3 separate regions of the Mus musculus genome follow, and regions 2 and 3 are each linked to region 1. The links are chromatin loops, found by intact Hi-C in ENCODE. Cell type or tissue: left cerebral cortex. All regions are shown on one strand.

Region 1 (8,000 bases):
TGGTATGATAAATGAAGCAGGTGTATAGTCTATCAACAGTAGTATTACCTTGGCTGGTCCACAGTTGCTCTATGTTATGTCAAGGTAGGCTCAGGTGTGGGTGTTAGCTAGGGTAATAATACAGGGTAAACAGAGAGGAAGGGCACTCAGTAAGCAGAGTGGACCTGCTGGCTATGGACATTGAAGGGAGAGAGCTTATTAGAAAGTGGAATTATTATGCCACAAGCACAGTTTCATTGCTTACTGACTTGAGCAAGGACTCTGGTCAGCAGCTGAGGTAAGACAGATGATCGCTCCACAGAGCATCTACTTTCACACCAGGGACCTGACCTAGAGGATCCCACAGAACAACTGCTTGGACATCTCATGACCCTGCCACCCCCCACCCCCACCCCGGTCACTCCACAGAGCAGTTGATTTCCCACTGGGGTCCTGGTGACCCCACAGAGCAGATTTCATACCAGGGACTGTTCATTGAGGTAATCTTTAAGGCCAAAGGATGCTGTTCCAGTGAGTGGTGGTGCTGCAGTCCCAGTACCTGGGAAGTGGAAACTGGGTGATCAGGAGTTCAAAACCATCCTTGGTTATATAGATAGTTCAAAGCCTGCCTGGACTATATGAGATTGTCTCAGAAAACAGAAACAATGAAACCAACTCAAACAAAATAAAACCAAATTTTAAAATTATATCTCAAAATCTAATTAAAATCGTGTTTTAAAACTCTCTCTTCTAAGATATTTTCTGGAGTTCCCAAGGCCTGTTCTGGCACATGCCTGGAGAGCTGTGAGTCTACTCTTTCAAGATGAGTTTATTTTCTTTATCTATTCATGACTTCTCAGGCTACTCACAATACCCAGATCTCTGGAGTACCTTTAGAATACTGGGTGTTCAGGATCTGAGAATGGTAGGAAGCCCCTGCAATGGGAGCTGGGAGAACAGGTCATGTTCACAGAGGGCACTGTGCAGGTGTCCTTGGGTCCTGGCTGCTCTCCTGCCACACACTAGCTTGCCGTGAGAAACAGACATGGATTTCAGCTTGTAGCTCTTTTAAGTAATCCTGCCCTCTTGGCCCAGACATAGGTCATTTCAGGCAAACTATGGCCGAACAGTTGACAAATGAAGAACATCTCAGTGTTTGACATTTGTTTGTGATCCCATGAGGCTATGAATAGAAACCCCAAGCATGGCCTGGCAATTATGGCAGTGCCTTTATCTCGTTCCCTTTCTTAAAAAACACTGTCAAAGAACAGGAGGAAACTGAGTTTGAGGAGAGTGATGGCTTACCAGCCAGGGATGGTGAGTTCCCTGCTACTCAGGTTGGGCGGACTGCACGTTAGTATTTCCAGGAGCTTATAGGCTGATGTAAGTGTTGAGTGTATGTGGACAGAGCTCTGTTGACATTTCTCTTTTGTTTAGCTACAGACAGTCGAGTCCAGGCGTGTGCAGCTGTGTGGAGGATGCCCAAGGAATTAGAATCCGGTAGCCACGAGTCCCCTGACGACCCTGCAAGCACTGCTCAGACCCTGGAGCTGCTCTGTCACCTTGACAACTCGGCCCAAGGCAACGTGGCCTGGTAGGATGCTACATAGTTCATACATGGGGAGGAAGCCTAAAGGCTGCTCAGGTCTGTGTGTGCACAGCTTCCTTCACTTCATCCAGCTTCTCCCCCTTGCTCTCCACTTCTGTTACTCTTTCTTTATAGTGTTTACACTCGCTTGTCACTTTTAGCCCTAGGTGTTTTTAGGGTACTTACAGTTACAGAACACCTCCCGCCAAGTGTGTTGAAGAACACATTTCCCACCCTTTCCCTCTTCTAAATCGCATTGCCTGGAGTCACCTGACAGAATAATAGACTAGCCTGGCCCCATATAGCATTATAATAATCTACTGCCTCAGCTTCAAAGACACAACTTTCTCTTCCTGTGGACTTCATAGGAAGGTAGGACACACCTGGCAGTGTCCTCAGTTCCCTCCATCTCTCTGTCCTTTTATTTCCTGTCAATCCTGTGGCATGTGTGGAGATGAAGATGAAGAAATGTGACTACTATTTGTGGTTAGAAGTTGGCTTTATCTACCTAGGCCCTCCACACAGTGGCCATGGCTTCAGACACCACTGCCTGTCTTTCTCAGCAGGGACTGTCTCTTTACTTGGTACCATACACTTCAGTGCGATTGCCCATACCCATGTGAACATTTCTGTGAGGAGACATGGGTCCACAACAAGCGGTCAGCTCACCCCATTAAATAAATCCAACCCAGCAAACTGTATTAAACAGCTGTTGCACACACTCTGCCAGGGTTCAAGGATGATGGCTGAACATCAGGGGACCTGATCTTCAGGAGTCATGCTCCCCTAGAGGAGACCTTGAGCACAGCAGCCTGCCATGAATCTGTAACATACCCTGGCTGTCATGAGTGTGTACTGTGCCCCAACAGGAAGTGGTGAGTCATGTTTGCTAGAGGACTCACCTGGAGATAGTACTTGGAATTGGGCACCGTGGGACCAGTCTGTCACTCTGTCACAGCCAAACTGTGTGGGGCTCTCATGGCTTCAGTGCTAGCCCTAGAGGATTTGTTTGCGTGGCTACTGTTTCTACTTGGTCAGCAGCCATTTGCTTGTCCAGAGGCGCTCTAAGTACTGACACCACCCAGTCTCACAGGCAAGGGAAGCCAGTGTGTCCTTAAGCTGCAGGCGCGAACATTTGTGTGCTGTCACTCTGCTGCCTGAGTACAGAGTCTGCGCATTACAGAGCTCTCTTGCAGAGCTCATGTCACACAGTGATTGTGTTAGCAGATTAAGCAGACCTTGGTATGTGGCCATGGTTGTCATGGGTATATGTGTCTCTAGAGGCACAGCAGCACTAGGGAGCTGGGGCAGGTGAGCTGTCACTTAGAGAGGGTCAGTCCTATCCAGAAGGTTCCCAGCTTACCGGGGATGAGGCACCTGGGGGCAGCTTCCTTGACTTCCAGCATACAAGTACTCTAGTCATACACCACTCCGAGGGGCACTGTAGGAAGCTGGGTATGAAAGTGCTTGCCTGGTTATGTTCTGCCTGTGAACATGCTACAGCGGCTGACCCAGTGCGTGTGGTTGTTGGCTCTCCTGAGTGCTCTTGAGTTTGACCTTGGTATTATCGTTCAAAGTAGCTCACCCTCTCTTTGGTTTCCCAGTGCCATCCTTGCACACTTTTCTCACATTTGCATGTTTTAAGTGTTTTACTTGAAAGTAATTACAGTCCCACTAGCAGTTGTAGGAATGACCTGGGAGCCCTGTGCACCCTTCAGCTGGGTTCCTATGGAAACTGCATGATGGCAGAACACCAGTGACTTCACCATCACCAGAAGTTTCATAAACAACCTGTGCTTATGTGTGGGAGCTCAGGTCCCAGTACCCCAGTATTGTCTCTGCTGCTGCTCGTGCCCTACAGGTCAGAAGTGTGTCTGATCCTCTCACTAAGGGAACAAGTCAGGGACCTCGCTCCTTGAAGCCATGTCAGCAGAACAGCCTGTCCTTGAGCAGTCACACGCCTGCTTTTGTTTGGGTCTCTAGCAAAGAGGAGTTGGATGCAGAGAGGGATGAGTCTTTCTTTTTTTTTTTTTTTTTTTAATATTTATTTATTTGTTATATGTAAATACACTGTAGCTGTCTTCAGACACTCCAGAAGAGGACATCAGATTTTTGTTATGGATGGTTGTTAGCCACCATGTGGTTGCTGGGATTTGAACTCAGGACCTTTGGAAGAGCAGTCGGCACTCTTAACCTCTGAGCCATCTCACCAGCCCCCGAGTCTTTCTTCTAATAGGAAAGGCTTGCAGCCCAGCGTGTGAAAAGATGCAAATAGTCCTGGGCTCTTGTCCCCAATCTTCCTAAGCATGCTCCCTGTAAGTGCTGAGTCTGGTCAGGGGCAAGGCTGTGTCTTTAGCACCACGGACAGCGCTCAGCCCAGTGGCAAGAAATGACTCACCACTGCAGTAGAGCTTCCTGGTCAGTGAGCCAGGGATGTTTCTCCAGTGATCCTGTGGAAAGATCTGCCAGTGTTCTGCAGCCTGGGGCGTGAAGCAGAGTGCACAGGCTTGCTGACTCCTTACAGGACTGTTGGGTTTGTGGCTTCACTACCACAGGAGCAGAAGTAGCTGTCATCACTTGGAATCTGGCTGTTGTCTCAGGTGTTGGGAACACTTCACCTCATCAGAGAAGGCTTCCAGTGTTTTGCCTTCATATGTCTTTGTACCACATGTGTGCTTGGTGCCACCTGGTGGGTAGAAGAGGATCCACTAACACTGGAGCTGCAGATGGCGTGAAGCACCATGTGGATGCTGAGAATAGACTTTGAGTGCTCTTGACCACTGAGCCATCTCTCCAGCCTGAGGATGGTCTTTAAAAAGATCTTCCATTTATGTTTTGTGCAGTTCTCCTTGAGTTCGTGGCTACACTGATACTTACATGATGGTTTACAATGCAGTATGTGTATTAACTCTAGGCCACCATGCTTGAATGCTTCCTAGAACTTCATACATGCCCAGTTGGTATATCCCAGCATGTTTGGGGTTCCTGATAAAGGGGAGGTTTCCGGGAACCCAACTTGTGAGAAGGGAAGGAGGTGATTACCTACCAAGAGTCATATAATGTAGCCGCGTCACCATGGTTCTAATGGCCAATTAGCCACAACAGGGTGATTCTGCCATTCCCTGTCTCCTTCTGGTGATCAGGAGCTCTCCAGCTACTTGTTAGTGAGCATTTTGTCCAACAGATGAAAAGCCAAAACAATAAAAACTTCAGTACATTGTGTTGTGTGTGCTCCCACCAGTAGTGTATGGAACAGTTCTGCAAACTACTCTCTTGGGTGATACAGATATCTTTCATAGAAGTTGCCTTATTAGTCAGAAGCTTTGAAGATGTATGTAAATTGAAGCCCATTGTGATATGTTCACATACCACCCCTAGCTGTCCAGGGTCTGGCTTGTGTAGGTGTCATAGTTTCTTAAGCATGCAGCGCCATGCAGGTATTTATTTCACTGGTAGCATTCTGAATAACTGTGGCGCTGCACAGCCAACTGACCCCTGCTGCCCAAGCCAGCTGCTAGAGAAGAAGACCCCTCCCCTAGGGCTAGAGTAAATATCACACTGAAATGCCAGCCAGGCTGAGCATGCGGGACACCCGGGAGGGCTGGTGTGTACAGCAAGATGGTGATTAGGAAGTAAAGGGCAGGAATGGTGTTGAGAGAGGAGAGGGAGGGGACCCTGAGTATTTGTCAGGAGTAGAAGACCTGGCCCGGTGTCTCTTTCCTTTCTGAGTTTGGTTTATATTAGGAAACAGAGGATGCTGCCAAACGGTGAAAGGAGAAAGTTGATGGTTGTCCAAAATCCTGTAAAGCTGCTTAAGGGAGGGTTTCAGAAGTTTGTGCTCTGACTGCCCCAAGACAGCAGAGATCTGCCGGTGATCACCGCAGGTCATCGTTAGATCAGCCACGACTGTAGAAGAGTCATCTCGGTGTTGCTGTAGTCCCTAAGCAGATACTCAGAAGCTGATTCCTGACTATTGCTCAGTACCAAACTTGTCTCTTAGATTGCTGCTTAGTTTGCTGAGGAAACGGACAGTTCTATGATGTCAAAGAATACTATAAATGTCCTTTGGTATTTTCTCAGAAACACTGTAAAAGGGGCTCTGTGTCATTATCCTTTGCCCATATGAGTATTAGAAAAGTTAAGTATTAATATGCAATCACAGACAGAATTTCCTGGAAAGAATCAAATACAGAAATCTGAAAATACAGTGTAGAAAGTATAGGTCATTATTTATAGCAAAGAGAAATTTATATTCTCCTCAAAATTTAGTTCATGTTTTCTGTAAAAAAATGTTTCAAGAGTGTGTTTTTGTTGGTCCTTTTCTGAACCAAGTGTCAATCAGAACACGGAAAGAAACAGAGAGTGCACAGTTGTGTCCTGTGGAAAGGAAGGAAGCTAGTCAATTCTGGCTGCTACCACCAAGTGCTGCAGACTGGGCAGCTTTTAATGGCAGAATTTCATTCCCATCAGACTCAATGTCAAAAAATCCAAGCATGTGTTCCCTGCAGACCTGGGGTCTGATGAAGTAAGTCCCTCTGCCCCGCTCACTGATGGCTCCTGTCACTGTGTTTTCCTGTATACACAGGAAGTTGAGCTCCCAGGGCCTGGTTGCTTTTGATGAGGCCATCAGTGGTATTGAAGGTCTGTTATTGAAGCTTGAGGTCCAATAACAATTTTAAATCTAAAGGTATGGTGATCCTATGTGTTAGGATGTTTCTCTATGGCTGCCACTCCTAAGGAGGTGAGAGATGAGAAGACAAAGAAGGACTTGCCTGGATGATCAGAAGGGCTTCTGATCCTCCTATATTAGCTTGTTCTTTATTTCAAAGTTTGCTGTAATTTAAAGGCTACCTTTGAGTTTGGTGAGACCTAGGAACAAGAGTCTTTGGAGTTATGTAATGTGTTCTTGGAAGTTAGGGGAGCATCACTTGGGCTCGGAGTGCTCTTCCTGACTCTTGGCTGGACTCCTATGCGGAGAGTGTAGAGGAGGCTGCTCTAAGTCTGAGCCACGTTAGGCCGCTGTGGATTTTGAATTCCCCACGATAATTAAGATGACCTGAGCCAGCTCTGCTTGTTCAGCTCTAAGACAGGAACAGGCTCTAGCATAGAGCTCTGTATGCCCTGTCCATCCTTCAACCCTGTCCCACCCCAAGCAGCAGTGTATCCAGGGGTAGGTGTTGAGTTTGTGCGTCTCTTGCATGGTTAATGGGGGTGGGAGAGCTTCCCTGCTGTACTCAGACTCTGGCCCTCTCTGCTCTTGAGTTCTCACTGGTGGAAGGCTTCTCTCAGTTGAGTTGAGTGTACATACTGTGTAGTTCTACTGAGTTGCTAACTGTATGTTGTACTCCAAAGAGGAGAAAACCACCTGACATAATCACCTTTGGTTTGCCTCACCTCCAGGCTGTGTTTGCCGTTAGCTTTCTGTCTCCCTGAAAGTGGAATTTATGTAGTTGATAGCGCCATAAGTTTGTCCCAGTGAGATGTCAGAGTAAACAGACTTTTAATAACCAAGTCACCTGGTGTCAGAAGTTACATGGCTCGCCTGTCAGAAAGTTTCCAGGCAACATATCAACACAGCTCTGTTACTGGAAGTGTTTCTTATGCTACAGCGTAAAGGCCCTGCACTTCTGCAGAGAGATCAAAGGGCTTGTTGACTTTCTGATGTGGTTCTCAAAACTGCCTTTTCAATCCTTATAGCACGTGTGTGACGTTTACTAACCAGATCTGTGTGACACAGGAGCATTGTTCTGTGATCTGAGGAAAAAATTATTACATTGACTTTCTTATGTAATATTATTTTTAAAAGAGTTGACTTACATAGGAAGAAGCCTTTCTTACCCTTCCCTACTCAGTACGTAATATGTGGAGAGCCTGGCAGCTGTGGCTGCTGCTTCTCATGCAGTGAGACCTGTGGGGACTGCCCTGCCCTTCTGTGATCAGGGAAAATGAGGAGCTTGTATGGAGAGTGCCAATGTAAGCTGTGTTGGGATTGCCTTGAGAGTTCCTTGATGGTGGCGGAACTGTCCCTTCCAAGGTGCTGATGGAAAATCATTAGTTTTGGGCTCACATACTTAGAGAAAAGTGTGTTTTTGTTTGAACATAAAACTTGCTCAGTTGGAGCCATTATCCTGTTCCTGTGGCCCTTGGTGACTTCTTCAAAGGACCTCAGCTATAACTTTATTGGGTTTTACTTACAGTCAGCCCTTGCTTGTGATTTTTGCATCATGGTTATATAGGGACAGAGCACATTTCTACTGGCTGTGTGCTACTGTATTCTTGACTTGTTAATATTGTTTATGTCTTCATTTTTTGATAGAGTGTGATAAAAAGTAGGTGTTTTTTATGAACAATAAATAAATAAAACTTAGTTTGGAGTGGAAAGGATGGCAGGAACCATCGGCTGTTTCCCCTGTTTATAGCACTGGTTTCATGG
Region 2 (8,000 bases), 46 kb before region 1:
TGTTGTGACCAGAAGAGGTCGAGCCTCCTTTGTAAAGTAGATTCCAGAGTGAAGGAGCCTGGCTGAGCAGCCAGTGTCTGCTGTAGAGCTTCCTCTGTGGGCTTGGCTTGAAGTTATTTCTGTTCTAGCTCTTGAGGGAGAAAACAATTATTAAAAGACTTTCCTGTGAAAAGGAAACCCCAATTAAGACAGAAAAGCTTGAAACTGAAGAGCAGGTAGCTTGAGGAAGGAGATCTCTGTTCATGAACCATGCATGCCTCGGCCATGAGAAGTAAGATTCAGTCCAGAGCATCAGACGTTGCAAGAAGGTGGGATGTTCTCTGAGAAACATGTTGCTTGGGCTGTCTTTCTGCACAAAGGGCATAGAGCTTATGTACACAGAGCTGGGTGGTGAGGGTCATCACTCCTAAAACAAAGAGAGACCTCATAATACCAAGGGGGCAAGTCTGTTGCTGTTAGGACACTGCATTCTGATTTGGAGTTTTGTTTAGTTTAGTTTTGATTGTGTTTGTTTGGGACAGGATCTCCATAGGCATTTCACGGTGATCTGGAACAGTCTCACTAATACAGCCCTGGCTGAAGCCAAATGCTTTCAAAGTCAGGATTTTCTTGCTTCAGCCTCCTGAGTGCTGGAATTACAGGTATATAAAAACAAAACCAAAAACCCCACGGCTCGAAAGGTGACTCTGACTTTTAAGAAAAAAATAAAAGAAAAGAAGGAATACACTAAAAAATAATAGTAGAAATCTAGTAAGTACAGAATCTAATACCATAATTGATGGTTATCCAGTACTGTGCACTATACACGAGTTTATGTGCTGTGACTTTTATAGACTGGCATTTCAATGGCTTCATTCACATCAGTACCACTGCAAATTTGTCATATATTTTGTTGTGACATTATGGTGGCAACAGTAATCACTAGGTGGCAGAAACTCTTCAGTTCTATTATAAACTTATGGGACCACTTTTATATTCAGAGTACATTGTTGGCTGGATCATGCATTTGACTCATGACTTTGTTCATGAGTATGAAAAATCAGGTGTAATTGTCATCTGTGAGTTCACATTGTGCTTGGCCTCATTCGTCGTTTGAAGTGTGTTGAGGGTGGGGTGGGAGTGATGGGAGTGATGATGTAAATGGTGGTTATGGGGTGGGGGTGAGATGGTGAGGGCCAGGTAGAGTCATAGTTCTGATGATGGCGGGATAATGTGAGGATGGTGGTGGTAGTTGGGATGCTGGTGATGGTGGATTACTGGTGTTTGTAGGGATGGTGGTGGTGGTGATGTTGGCAGGGGTAGAGTTAAGGATGGTGGGAGGTGATGGTGGTGGTGAAGACATGGGGATGGTGAGAAATGATGCGGAGGTGTATACATTTCTGTTCGTATGCTCTGTGTCATACAGCTGGAAGGGCTGTGTGGACGTGGTTGGGTAACTTGCCAGGGAAGTTGTGAGTGAGTGATGGACTTTGCACTGGTCCTGTGGATAAAAGGAGGTTGACTGGCAGTTTGGTGAGCACCTCAGGTTGAGCCTCCAGGCAGTCTAAGGCAAGGTAGTGTGAAGGAAGCTAGGTAGGCAATGCAGGGTTGGAGCTTTCACAGTGTGAGACTGGGCATGATAAGGTGAGCCAGGGCAGGCATTATGGGTGTTGGAGGTCATCAGAGTGACCTCATCAGAACACACAGCTAGGGTCTTTGGGATCAGGCTTGTTTCCAGGGTACTGGTTAGGGTCAGGAAAGGTTCAGGAATAGAAACAGCAGCAGGCCCAAGGCAACCGAGACAAGCCCCCAGACTGAAGCTAAGGTTGCCTAGGCTTTCTCCTCAGGCTCTTCTGCCTGTCACTCTGGACCCTTGTCTCAGCAGACAAAGTGGCGGGAGTAGAAGAGGCAATGCTGTGAAGCTAGGGAACCTCAGCAGCTGGACTTCAGGAAGAGTAAAGATGGGCTATGTCCTTAAAATTAACAGAGAACCCTGGCAGCTGGTCGGTAAATTAGAGGCTTTAAAGTCTGCAAACGACGACTTTCTGAGCTCCATCCATGGTTGCAGAAGGGCAAATGGCAGCAGATATGAGTGAGGGTGGCCAGCATACATCTCCTGCCTTATGCTTGGGCAAGATCGTCCTACATGAGGACTAGCATGAATTTTTCAGCAGAGGAAGGTGAAATGTCAGGAAGAGCGTAGATCATGTCAGCACTACATCCTCGGGAAATTAGAACCACAGGAGCTGACAGCACGAGGCACAGATGAAATACTGACTGTGTTCAGTGCTCCTGCTGGGGCCTCCTGGGCTGGTGGAGAGGGATTGTATGCACCAGGGATAGGCAGCATGCCCTCCTAGGAGCTGTGGCTAGGGACCGCTCAGGCTCTTGCTGTGGCACCTGATAATTGAGACCCTAGGGTTTTACATGCTAGCAAGGTCTGCCTTTTTCTCATCTCCTCATCCCACCAAGAGCACATTATCTCCCATTTCCTTCCAAGGCCCTGGCTTGACCCCCTTGGCACTCACCTGAAATCAAGGCACACACCAGATCAGTGTGATCAAGCCTAAGTCCTTGGTGCACATCAGAGGTGGTGAAAGAGGGAGGCAAATATAAGGTTTACTCTGGCTTGTTGGCTCTCTGTACCCCAGGCAGGGGGTTGGCCCTCCCTCAGATGGCTCATCTACAGTGGGCTTGTGTAGACCCCAGGCTCTGGCTTGCAAGGACCACACCATCCCTCCCTCTATAACCTTACCTCTGGCCCCTTCCTTCCGTCACCTCCCTCCATAGAGCTCCAAAGTTCTCAGGCTCATATTGTACGGATTATTGCTGAAAGCGAAAAGTATATTCAACATCAGGCTTTTGTAAGATCCCCAAATTGGCGTTCTATAAAATTGTGGTGAGGCTGACAGCAGCCAGACTGACTGAGACTCTCTTCATAGCATTTCACAAGGGGAGGAGCTGGGTCATAGGGCCTGTATCCCTTGCTGTGGACCCTCAGAGCCTCCCTTCTACCTCACTTTTGGCTATTAAGGCTGTCCTACTTTCTGTTCATTGTGCTATGGGTACAGCCACGTTGGAACAGCTGTTGGCCAACCAGTGTGAAGTCCTGGCCTCCCTTGAAATTGTGTGGGGAAGGCAGGCAGTAGACAGCTAGCTGTTCACCAGAGTAACCTTGGTGCAGGGGCATGGTGGTGTGCCAAGGCCCGGGAATCCCCCTAGTGGCTATCACGATGAGTACAGAAGGCTTCCAGGGAGTGCCAGTGGGAAGGTGGGTGGTGTGGTAAAGCTGATGCTGAATTTGGAGCAGCAGCTTGAAGCTGTGTAGCCTGCAGGTCACCTTGTCATGCATGTGAAGTTCACTGTGTGACTGGCTTGGAAGACAGTCTTCTACAAACAACTCAGGAGGAAGAGTCGACAATCTAGTTTCAAATTCTGTTTTCTGTTTTTAAAATCAGCACTCTGTCTGCTTTAGGGTGGCATGTGTGTGCTTTGCCACCAGTGTAGAAGTCGGCAAGCAGGGCTTGGGATCTTTCTCCTAGGTACTGCCAGGGATGCCCTCATCGCGCTAGAGCTAGGAGTTCAGGAAGTGATTTCTCTTGCTGTGTACTGAGAGGCTTTCAAATGGCTTGGAAACCTCAGGCCGCCCAGGGAGTATTCTGTATGCAGTGTCTTGAGTTCATTGCGCTCTGGAGAGTTTGCTACAGTGTGTGCAGGCTCAGGAGCCCCATTAAAAAGTCTCCTACATTCTGCCTCACTGCGTCTGGCAGCTCCCTCTACCCAAGTCTTCCTGTGGTCCTGTCACGTCCTAATTAATGCGCAGCCCCACCTCCTGGCCTCTTGACCCATTTGTTCCCATTCCCTTGTGTTCTAATGAAAACACCTGCCACAGCTGAGGCCCAGGGTAATATAAATGGTGGAATCAAACATCGGGGGATACATGATTAGTCCTCCCTTGACTCTGTGACTGTTTCTATATTGCACCTTTCAGTTTGTCACCTGAGCCAACATTTAGTCAGTCTGAATTGGGAGGAAGAATTTTGATCTAACTGTTAGACCAGTGTTGCAAGACCAGGTGTATCTTCTCAAAGTTGTTTTGTTTCTAACACAGTTCTGGTCTGTTAGGCAGGTGATAGTCCTGGCCCCTTTTCAGTTCCCAACAATTACCCTCCACTTGCTGATCAGCCTGACCTCCCTGGAAGGAGGGAAAGGGTCTCAGGTTTCACAGCCTGGATTGGGAGGTCCCAGCATTCATACAGATCCCGTGGCTTGTTCATGGGTGAAGCTCTGTGCTTGTTAATGAGAGGAGGATGGGAAAAGAGATGGGTGTCTGTTGTCATATACCTTATCTCATGGAAACTGAGTCTCAAACTCCAGAGGGTTCATAGGCACCTCAGGGCTCCCTAGACTATCCTAAGCAGACTTGGTGGCCCTAGCCTCCTAAATGAGAGCAGGCCTCAGTGTTTTTCCTCTTCCTAAGACAGACTTATTTCTTTTTCTTCTTCCTTCCTTCGTTACTTCCTTCCTTCCTCCTTCCCTCCCTCCCCTCCCTCCTTACTTCCCTCTCCTCCCACCTTCCTTCCTTCCTTCCTTCCTTCCTTTCTTTTTTTTTTTTTTGGTGGAAATTGGTAATGGCAAGAAAGAATTTGGATGGGATCACTGGAGCCCATTCAGTGTGATTTCTAGGGGCTAGTTAGAAAATGGCATGTAAGAGTGTCTGGGGGTGGGAACAGAGACATGCAAGGCCTCGGGGTCAGAGGGAGAGGGGGAGGGGGAGGGGAGCGGGAGAGGGAAAGGGGAGAGACCGTCCTATGAGGCTCTCAAGCCCTTTTAGGAACGAATTATAACAAAGCCTATGAGAGTGAGTGAGTGTACATTGATTCAGGGGGTGGCAGGTGGTAGGTGCCTATGTAGGGAGGCCTGATGAGGATCAGAGGTTGGCCACACACTGCCTATGGGTAGTAAGAAATGCACCTGCTGGGGGAAAGCCGTTGTTTTAACAGACCTTTGGTGTCCTAAAAAGACAGTGGTAACCCAGGGCTTATGGGAACATTGAAAGGTAAAAAGCTTTGGTTGAGGTTTCACATGGTTGAACTGCAAATGGCAGGAATTTGCTGTGCTTCTGACCTGAAATAGAGGGGACCTAGTTCTTACAGTCTTCGTGCAATGATCTGGCCAGATCCACCAGTTCACTGGCCCTGTGCCCTACTGCCTGGCTTATTGAGTATCGTGTGGCTTCGAAGTTATGTTGAAGAGTGTGTTGGAAACTGAGTGGTCTGAACTATTCATTGTGTTTGTCGTCCTAGGCTCTGGATGCTTTGGCAGTTGGTCTAGATTGCTGGACGCAGATTGGTGGTGCTGAGCCTAGAACAGTCTTTTGTTTCTATTGCCCGGGCCATTCCTCTACCTGTGCTGTTAGGATGAATACTGCTAGGTTGGGATGACATGTTATGGATGGATAAGATTGCCTGTCCTTCATGATTTGATCACATCTAAGAAGTAGTACCAGAATAGTACATGGCTGTGTATTCAGGTGTGCGTGTGCACCTGTGAGCATGTGTCTCATATGTATGTATGTATGTATGTATGTATGTAATGTATGCATGTATCCCCTGGGTAGAGCCCCACTGACGTGCCAGTGCTCTGGGTGGATGCTCACAGTATCTTTCGGTGTTTTCGCTGCAGTGACAGAGCTGAGGCACAGCTGTAGTGGATAAATAGTTGCTACCAGCTGCATTGAGAAGTGTTTGCTGTACCTGGACAAGCAGGGGAACCTATGTTTTCCATGTAGCAAGGTTAACTGAAGTTGGTTGGACCTAGTAATGTAGTAGGCACAAGTATCCCACACCTACCTCAGATACAGAAGGGACTGCACCCTTCAGTCGTTGTTGGGGGCTGGGCACTGAGATTTCTCAGACACCTACTGTTCACTGAGCTCCGCTGTGCTGCCTCATAGTAAGTGTGTGACATGAACAGTGCTGTCTCATTCTCATGTGGTTGAGAAGCCTGACTCCATGTGGAGCTGACATCTAAGCGCTAAGTCTTCTCCTGCAGCATGTTAAGAGGGTCACACAGCCCCCTTCCCAGCCCTGCTCTCACTCATTAGCTCACATGTCCTGGACACGGGCAGGCACAGAGTAGAGGTTAGGATGCACACAGGCCTCAGGGCAGTTGTGGCTGACTGTCAGGCTGTGAAGCAGGGCTTCTCTGTGTTCCAGTCCACGCTGGCCTCTGATGTTAGTATAGGAGGCTGGCTCCGATCTACATACGACCTTTTCTTCCCAGTGTGTTCTGTTCAGTGCTGCCCTTTACCAGTGCATCCCAAGTCTACCTGGAGTCGCGCTCTGTCCATTGACCTCTTTCCTTCTGGACCATCCGATGGTCCTGGTAGTGTGGGAGAAACATGTGGAGGGCGGGGGTGATGCAAGGATGTTGCTGGGTTAGCCTTCGGCAGACATGTCAGTCCACAGTGCTGGGGTATGATGACTCCTCAGAGGACGCTCTTCGGGGGCGTGAAGGGAATGTAGAGGGCCCCCGGGAAAGGCAGTGACGTGTTATGTGGGAGAGGAGTGTGGCTCCTTTGAGCTGGAAAGCCAGCCGGTGCTTCAGGTGGACATTTGGTATGACTGGTTTAAAATAACTCGTTTAAACAAGACAGTAAACAAATGTGGAAACTCAGCTTATTTTATTCCAACTAATAATTTTGTCTTCTAGATCAAGCCAATAATGTGATGTCTATTTTGTACTTTGGTTTTTTTGTGGGGGGGTGTGGCAAAATATTCCCTTCTCTGTCTTAAACGTTAAGATTTTCTGAGTACTAGAATCTATTACATTGGCATTGTTTTCTTCTGCTCAATGCTCTGTGGAGGGACTGAGGGCTCTTGCCTGGCTGTTTCCAATTCATTACAGGACTGCTAGAATCAGAGAAAGTACAAGTGTTAGTCATCTTTGGATTTGGGTGACAATTCTAACCTGAGGCTCAATACTCTGGGGGACATTTCTTAGCCTCTGTAAGAAACACATATATACAGAAAGCTTTATATACAGAAAGCGTAGGAAGTAGAAGGATATGAGTCAGGGTTAGGCTGCTGTCCCTCACAGACTGCTCAATGAAGTAGATCCAGAAGGCACCGGATTCTTATGTTTACTATAAGTTAAAGAGATGAACCTTTAACAGAAACGTACAAGTAACCATCTGCTTGCTGGACGGGTCTTGCTCACAGGCATCCTGTGGACCCTATGTGCTGGCTTCATCTCGATCGGAATACTTCCCAGGTAGTTCTACATACTGGCAGAGTGGCCTTTCCCAGTGTTGCTAGCACATAGCTGGAAGGGACAAGTCTTGATGTAAGGCATCCTTTCAAAGTCCAGGAGTGGGGCTGCAGGACAATATGAGCTTCAAGGCCCAAGTGTAGCCCACGGTCACCTCTGGGTCAGCAGGAGAGCACTGGGTGGTATTGCCTGAGGGCACGTGGCTCTGTCTAGCTTTATTGTATTCGGTAAACAGTTGTGTCTTTGATGATAACTCCTGTTCTAGAAGAATCAGGATCTACAGATTTGTTACACAGATTACAGAAAGAACACAGGCAAGATCCTGGACCACTCTTTTACGGACTCATTGTATCACTCTATGTGTATTTTATGTTTGTTTCTTACTAAAGATGAATAGATGGAAAATTCTGGTTGCTTTTAAAACCATTATCTTAGGAGCCATGCATTGCATTTAGACAAAGGATTTTTGAAATATCTGGCATCACTTTTGAAATGTGGTTCGATCTACATCATAATGCATTCAGCACCTAGCACATCCTAGATGACTTTTGAAGCAGACAGCATAGGAGCTATAGATATTCTGTGCCCAGCACACGGGTACACAAGAAGCATTCAGGTATGTAATGAACTTTTAAATAGTCATATAGTACAGCATCCCATTTTGCACTGGTGTGGATTCTAATTATAAAAACCTGAGCTCTTGTCCTCTAAGTGTGTGTAGTGATGCTAGGTGGGGCCGTGGCTCTGCT
Region 3 (8,000 bases), 58 kb before region 1:
CAGTTCTTGACCCCAGAGACGCAGCCACAGGGCCTGCTGGTTATCCAGGGTGCAGGATCTGAGGTGGTGGGTGCAGAGCTTACTCTGATGGTATTGTCAGCACAGGGTTTCTCCAGCTGGCAGCCTGGAACACATACTGTACACAGTGGTGGCCAGGCATGGTCACTATGACATTCCATTCAAAAGGCAGATGGAAAGCAGCCAAAGCCAGTCCATGGTGATTTCAAGTGTTCACTCGGTGTCTGTCTGGAGTCCTCAGGACCAGGGTCTCCTGGGCTTTATTATCACCTCAGGATCCACTTTCCTCCCAGGTGAACTCTACTCCTAGGCACACTGAGCTCAATCGACTCACTGTGCTCACTATGCTCACTGTGCTCCGTGTGCTCACTGTGCTCTGTGTGCTCACTGTGCTCACTGTGCTCACTGTGCTCCATGTGCTCACTGTGCTCCGTGTGCTCACTGTGCTCACTGTGCTCACTGTGCTCACTGTGCTCCGTGTACTCACTGTGCTCACTGTGCTCCGGGTGCTCCGTGTGCTCACTGTTGTTATAGACTCAGTGTCCTAGCCACACTTCCATGCCATTCTCCAGGTTGTCCTCAGGTCAGCCTGTTTAGCGTTTGGTGTGTAGAGCTGAGCTTTCCAGTCATCATTGTTGTTCCTTCTCTCAACAGCTCTTTCTTCAATTTATTGCGCTCTCCTCACATTTCCACAGTATCCCATCTGTTGCTTACCAGTGTTGAGGGACCAGCTTCATACCGCAGGCCAAGGCAGAGGCAGCCTTGCTGTGTCTTCTGTCAGCAAGGCAGCACTTTGCAGTTCCCACTGGGTTTTGGTTCTTGAAGTAGACTAACCCCTGTTGAATCTATACCATTTCAGCTTATCTACATTTCTTTTTAACTTTCTTCCTTATGTTTCTCAATTGTTGGGATTTGGAGCAGCTGCCCATTGTAGGGGTTTGCTACCACAGTACACATTGTACACTTTCATATCCTCACCACTAAAGAGATGGGCTTTGGGGCAGCACTGTCTGCTCCCAGGCTCCAGAGTATATGCTGGTGGCTTAATGGGTCCCCTGCTGAGTCCCCTGGCAAGTGTGAGCCCCGATTGTGGATATAATTCGGTTTCTAGGGCTTCTGGATCTGAATGTCTGATTTGCTGGCTCTCCACTTGGGTCTTACCAGCTCCTCAGGCATTATGGTGCTGATAGTGATTTGAGCTGTCCTGGCAGCGGTTAGCAACAGCAGCAGATCGGTGTTAAGGGGAAGTCTTAGTGCTGACTGTGCCGTGTGTATCACTCTCTTCCAGTTGTGCTGAGTCTTTCAAGGACCGATGAGAGACTAGCTCTTTCCACTGCATGTTGAAGGCAGCCTGGCCCACCATTCAGAATTCTCCTCATCTCTCCCTGTCTCTAGGAAGGGTGTAGTTTGACAGCATGTGAGGCTGAATTCCAGGAATGCTGTTTGCAGCTTTGCTCTGCGGGCAGCACTGTTTTCCAGAATGCCGAGCTCTTCTCAGCGCAGCCAGCAGGGGCTGGTGAACTTGAACTTCTTAGATTTTTTTGCTCTTTGAAGCTATGCTTTGTGGTATACTCAGTCTACTCAAATGATCTGTGGTGACATTCACCATCATGGGGACAGGTGCCCAACTCTTCTCTCTAGATGCCTCTAGAAAACCTTGGCTCTACAGGTCACAGCTCTGCCATGTCTGACTGCATATAACAGCCTTCTCAGGAAGAACTACCCATTGTACTTTGCAAGTGAATGCTTATATCTTTTTTTTTTTTTTTTTTTTTTGTATATGAAGATTGCCCATGAACTACTAGGCTTCCATGTGATCATTTGTTAGTGTGCATGTTTGTAGAGAAGCCCACCTTTTGTGATATGGTGGGAGGGGCAGCATCTTTCAGTCAAGGCTGAGGCTTTCAAGATGTGTCTCAGTGCACAGCTGGTAGGGAGGACAGGCCTGGAAAGTAGATTGATGGTTTGAGGCCAGCAGGCTTTGGGAACCACTTTTTATCATTTTGTGTCCTTCGGTCAGTGTCTGTGTATACTTTTTGCCTGTGTGCTAAACTCTTAGTGGATCTTACTGAAGATGGGAGAGAGAACCATGGGAAGGGAGCTTCTAAGAAGAGAGTTAGACATGGAATGCACTTAGACAGGTGTGCCCTTGTGTAAGAATCTTGGTTTGGACACTGCTGTCAACAGCAGTGCTCAGGTTGTGTCTTAATTGGGATATGCAGGATCTCCACAGTCACGGGAAGTCTGAGAATGGTGGCATCTTGATGGATACACAGGTGCTCCAGTGCCTTGAGAGTTCATGTGGGTGATAGGATGGCCTGGTAGTGCAAATGGCAAACCTCTTTTAGTCATTGGGAGGAAAGGCAAAGAAGGCCCTTGTAACTCCAGTGTCTCACAGGTCTCACGGGCTGAGTGCTGCTCTTCACTCTTGTCGAGGGGCAAGAACTTGTAATAAGATAAAGAAACCTGAGGATTGTTACCACCAAACTGTGACTCATCTGTCTTTGCTTATATCTCTGCCAGGATGAATGTGTAGGCACATATTGTCACAGGTTATCCAAAGGGGTTTGTGCACTGTGGGTCTGTATTTAGCCATTGCCTGTAAAGACTAAAAAAAAAGTTTTCAAACTTAGGGTGGTGTTTGAAGATAGTGAAGATAGAAAGGCCAGCCCTACCTTTTTGCACTAATCAGTTTTTTAGCAGTCTTGGGGACTGAATTCAGGACCTCACACATGTGAGGCAAATCTTGTTCCTTTTGAGCTGCGTCCCCAGCCCTTGTACTGATGACTCCTTAAGGAGCATGTGCCCCTATGAGCAAAGGGGAGATATTTCCATAGTAGACAGCACACAGAACTTGTGAGTACTTAGCACATGGTATCAAATTGCTGGTGGGGCCTGAGGACAGTGGTGACAAATAACAGGTCTTGATTGTTTGCTCATCCTAAAAGTGGTGTTATTGCCATCTGGAAAAAGTTCAGTCACTCAAGTAAAGGCAGTGATGATATGCACTCACAGATTTCACTGCCTTTGGTCTGCCAGACCTTTTTGTAGTCTGTCTTTCTCAAAATATGTTTTCGGTAGACTTTTAAGCCTTACGAGGATTTTGCCTCTTGGGCTGCCTTCATGTTCACTTACAAGGTTCATGTCCATCACAAGGTCCATATCCATCCCAAGGTCCATATCCATCACAAGGTCCATGTCCATCACAGATTCATGTCCATCACAGGTTCATGTCCATCACAAGGTCCATGCCCATGACAAGGTTCATGTCCATCACAAGGTCCATGTCCATCATAAGGTTCATGTTCATCACAGGTCCATGTTCATCACAAGGTCCATGTCCATCACAAGGTTCATGTCCATCACAAGGTCCATGTCCATCACAAGGCTCATGCCCATCACAAGGCCCATGTTCATCACAAGGTCCGTGCTCATCACAAGGTCCATGTCCATCACAAGGTCCATGTCCATCACAAGGCTCATGCCCATCACAAGGCCCATGTTCATCACAAGGTCCATCACAAGATCCATGTCCATCACAAGGTTCATGTTCATCACAGGTCCATGTCCATCACAAGGTCCGTGTTCACCACAAGGTCCGTGCTCATCACAAGGTCCATGTCCATCACAAGGTCCATGTCCATCACAAGGTCCATGTCCATCACAAGGTCCATGTCCATCACAAGGTCTGTGTCCATCACAAGGTCCGTGTCCATCACAAGGTTCATGTCCATCACAAGGTCTGTGTCCATCACAAGGTCCGTGTCCATCACAAGGTTTTCATACAGTTCACAGGAGAAGGAAAGCACACATGCCAGTGAAAAGACTTTGCTGTTTTATGTATTTAAGATTTAGTTTATCTTTATGTGTACATGTGTCTCTGAATATCTGCCATATGTGTGTGGGTGTCCTTAGAAACCAGAAGAGGACACCAGAGCCTCTGGAACTGGAGTTACATGCACTTATGAGCTACCAAGGTAGGTGGGAATTGAACTCCAGTCTTTTGGAAGAGCAGCAAGTGCTCTCTCTTATGGCATGCTGAGCCATATCTCCAGACCCAACTATCCTGCTTTAAAAGCATTTTTATTTTTCCGACTTAGCATGTATTGTGTGTGTTCATACTGTCCATGTGTGTACTGTGTGTAGTATGTGTTTTATGGTGTTCTTTTACACATGTGCACCCATACATTGACATAAGCGTCTGTGTGTGAGTGTGTGTGGTGTGTTCTGCTTTTGCTGATACTATCCTTGCTGATACCCATGTAGCAGTGATCTCACAGTCAGTAGAGGGCACCATTGTCCTGACACTGTGTCCTTGCTTGTGGCCCATCACAGGGTCCCCACATTATGTGTTCTGGTGGCCTCAATCTTTACTGCTGCTCTGAATGGCCACATGCCATTCCTGAAACCTTCTCTTCTGACCCTTGTAGAAGTGTGCTCTGACTCTCAGACTTTGCATGCAAGACGTGTCTCAGACTTGGATTGACTCCTGCCATCTCCCTTCTTGTGGCCAGGGTACATTCATGGGGTTGGCACAGATCTGTAGAGAATTTAATTCCTGACTCCTAAACCACAGGAATTCATAGATGGTTCCTCAGTACTAGGGGCCGTTAGTACTTGGGATGGCTAGAATATGGTAGGTGGTCTGGCCAGAACCTGGAATGTGGTATGCCTTCACCCTCTAGATCTCCATGTGCACACCTTATTCATGAAGCCTTTCTGCAATGTCAGCAGGAGCTTCTAAAAGGCAGCACAGAACTCTTAGGGCAGCTGTAGCGTAGGGGCCAGATCCATAGGGTAGATCTGGTATATCTTTTTCTAGTGTCAACCGTATTGATTTTAAGCAATGAAAGGATTATTGAGCCCTGTGACAGGTCTGTGAGGAAGGTGTAGCTGTAGTGTCTAGGACAGAGAGAGGACACACAGCCCCAATACAGGGTTCCAGAGCATGTGGTCCAGAGGGACAGACAGATGTGACCAGCAGCAATGGTGTGATTTGAATGCTGTGTCTTCTCATGAGGTAAAGGTAACTGCCCACTCTGTGGGTTAGAGGCTGTGAAATGGTTTTTTCAGAGCAACTGCTATCACTTGAGCTTTATGCGTGGATCCATGAAATGCGGCCTCCTGCAGTGCTGGGGAGGGAAGTTAAGCCATGCTTGTTGCATCTGTGTCTCCTGCTGTTGAGCATGTAGCTTCTTCAGAGGAGCATGGAGGGACATCCCAGGGGCTCTCCTGCTTGAGTCTCTCTGGCTCAGTTTATCTGTAGCCTGGAGTTGCTGAGGCAGGTGATCCACAATACCCTGCTGGTCCCAGTACCCTGAGTGCTCTGATTACAGTAATGGCCACATCCACGGGTCAAGGTACAACCTCCTGTTAAAAGCCACCATTTCCCCTTTATCTCTGTGCCACGTTAGAAAAGAATTATGTTTTTCAATTTAAATGATTGCTTGGTGAAAATGAGCTAAGAGAAGAAGGGTTTCCTGGGTAGAGAGTATCTTAAGGCTTCTCTCTATAAAACCAGAATTCTGAGATGAAATGATCAAGAGTCCTTTGAGAATGGCACCCGGGAGAGGTAGGGAGAACAATTAGAGTCCATGAGGATCACTGTCGAGGGGATGCTAATTAAATGTGGGAGCAGAGGATGCCTGGCTGCACGTGGGGCCCTGCTGCATATCTCTGAAGCGTGCTGGCTTCTGTCGTTGCTTACTTCCCTTCGTGCTTGCTGAGCAGATATTAAGACTGAATAACAACTTTGTTTTAAGGTAATATATACTTGGAAACGGCAGGGCTAGCTTTTCTCATGATCTTGGGCCAAGAAAGAGTTCTTTGAAAAAGAGAGAAGAATCAAGAGCTTACTGCTGAGGACCTGTCACTCTGGAGACCCTTGGGGCTCTTCCCGTGCTGGGGCTCCCAGGCACCCTCCCTATTAGTCTGTTGGTGGCAGCTTCTTTTTAGAACCCCTGCCTTCCTCAGATGTTGAATGTGAGTGTCTCAGCACTGCCAGACCTTGTCTGCAATTCCATCCTAGTTTTCACACTACAGTATGCTCTGAAAGGAAGCATGTTATATTTAAGTTTAAACCTAAATGCAGCATGTTACTCAACAGCGCAGGCACATTCTGAGAACTGTGTGGCCGGGTGATCTCGTCATAGCATCACAGAGAGTGCTTACATACCCTAGGTGGTGTGGCCTCACAGGCATCAGGCTACAGGGCATGAGGACGACATAGAGCCTGCTTCTGTTAGCGCCAAATACAGAAAAACTTAAGGCTAAATCTAGCCCAAGATGTGGTGCAATCAAAACGCTGCTGCCCACTGACACGGTAGTCTGTTTAACACTATGTGTGTTTCTTTGGTAAGAAGATGAAAAATTAGTGTGGTAAATACATAAACCAGAAACAGTTAATTTTCACTGGAGTGTGTCGTTGTATGTGGCATGAAACACCAGTACTCACATGAGTTATGTGTTGTGTGGTGACATCACTAGGTGATGAAGACTTTGAGCAACTCTTAATGTGCAGCTTATTCCTGACTGAATTAGCATGAATTTCATTTCCTTATCTAATGAGTCTTAGTCTTTCTGGGATAAGCAAATGTCACATTGGTTGAGCTGCCTTCTCTGGAAGAGCTGTGTGCTGAAGATGACTGCCCTGGGAGGAACTGAGGGGATGGAGAGTTAAGTGTGTCCCTGCATGGACATTGGATGGTACTTTTCGTAGACTTCTTTTGGTTTGGAGTTTGTATATATTGATTCATTGACACCACTTGTTGTGGTGAGAGATGAGATATCCACCCCACGTCAACTCCCCCAGGTCCCTGTGGTTGTGATCTTGGCAAACAGTCATTATGTTAATTGGATGAGGCCTCCTTTTGGGTATGAATAGCCTAAATTTTATTCTCTTTAAAATTTCAATGCTGCCTGTTTTAATCAATAGTTAGTGATAAACATAGCATAAAGAAATGAATTCCCTATCTCTAGCTCATTTCCAAGTCTCTTGATGTATGTGGACCGAAAGTAGTGATGCTAAAGGCCTGTCTAAATGGCTCTGTGGCCCCACCTAGAGTGGACAGCATTGTCTGGTGAGGGCGGAAGACTGCAGAGTGGCCTGACTGAAGCGGCTATGAGAAGCTCAGAGGGTAAGCAGGACAAGTCACATGACTTTCCTTATTTCCATTATTCTTGTTTTACACACAAGGAGCCTCGCAATGTCAATGAAAATGGTGGTGGCAACAAGGACACAGTGATACTTTTCAGTGCTTCGGTGTCAGACATGAAGACAAGTACTTTATCTGATAACAAATTATGGGTTACCTAGTTAATGCCTGCTTTTTTTAAAAAATTTTTTTATTAGGTATTTTCCTCGTTTACATTTCCAATGCTATCCCAAAAGTCTCCCATACCCACCCCCCCACTCCCCTACCCACCCACTCCCTCTTTTTGGCCCTGGCATTCCCCTGTACTGGGGCATATAAAGTTTGCAAGTCCAATGGGCCTCTCTTTCCAGTGATGGCCGACTAGGCCATCTTTTGATACATATGCAGCTAGAGACAAGAGCTCCAGGGTACTGGTTAGTTCATATTGTTGTTCCACCTATAGGGTTGCAGTTCCCTTTAAGCTCCTTGGGTAATTTCTCTAGCTCCTCCATTGGGGGCCGTGTGATCCATCCGATAGCCGACTGTAAGCATCCACTTCTGTGTTTGCTAGGCCCCGGCATAGTCTCACAAGAGACAGCTATATCTGGGTCCTTTCAGCAAAATCTTGCTAGTGTATGCAATGGTGTCAGCGTTTGGAAGCTGATTATGGGATGGATCGCTGGATATGGCAATCACTAGATGGTCCATCCTTTCGTCACAGCTCCAAATTTTGTCTCTGTAACTCCTTCCATGGGTGTTTTGTTCCCAATTCTAAGAAAGGGTAAAGTGTCCACACTTTGGTCTTCGTTCAATGCCTGCTTTTTAAAAGTTATACTGTGTGTGTGTGTG

What was found. Peaks named below come from ENCODE experiments on the same cell type or tissue, not always from the same donor. Only the 100,000 strongest peaks of a DNase experiment are listed, where the experiment ranks them.
Region 2: it touches region 1 in a loop (2.3-fold over the local background); 4 of 42 quality-filtered maps call a loop at or near these places.
Region 3: it touches region 1 in a loop (4-fold over the local background); 4 of 42 quality-filtered maps call a loop at or near these places.

Annotation. Positions count from the first base shown.
Region 1 is chr12:28,827,292-28,835,291 of GRCm38, forward strand. It overlaps Eipr1 (EARP complex and GARP complex interacting protein 1), which reads left to right. Exons shown (of 9, transcript NM_201357.3): 4 at 1,417-1,573. Among named protein-coding and RNA genes, the nearest start is that of Gm46345, 64 kb to the left of the region's middle. In left cerebral cortex, CTCF peaks have their summits at 2,374 and 4,259 (motif pointing left); a DNase peak (open chromatin) is centred at 4,243; H3K27ac peaks cover 246 bases.
Region 2 is chr12:28,781,332-28,789,331 of GRCm38, forward strand. The region is part of intron 3 of Eipr1 (EARP complex and GARP complex interacting protein 1); the gene reads left to right. Among named protein-coding and RNA genes, the nearest start is that of Gm46345, 18 kb to the left of the region's middle. In left cerebral cortex, a CTCF peak has its summit at 3,186 (motif pointing left); DNase peaks (open chromatin) are centred at 1,357, 3,245, 5,968, 6,471 and 1 more place; H3K27ac peaks cover 1,949 bases.
Region 3 is chr12:28,769,705-28,777,704 of GRCm38, forward strand. All of the region lies in intron 3 of Eipr1 (EARP complex and GARP complex interacting protein 1), which reads left to right. It overlaps Gm46345, which reads left to right. Exons shown (of 2, transcript XM_017315316.2): 1 at 1-3,441; 2 at 3,532-7,407. The coding sequence starts at 3,017. The coding sequence ends at 4,060. Among named protein-coding and RNA genes, the nearest start is that of Gm46345, 6.8 kb to the left of the region's middle. In left cerebral cortex, CTCF peaks have their summits at 1,513 and 4,305 (motif pointing right); DNase peaks (open chromatin) are centred at 4,337 and 6,139; H3K27ac peaks cover 1,747 bases.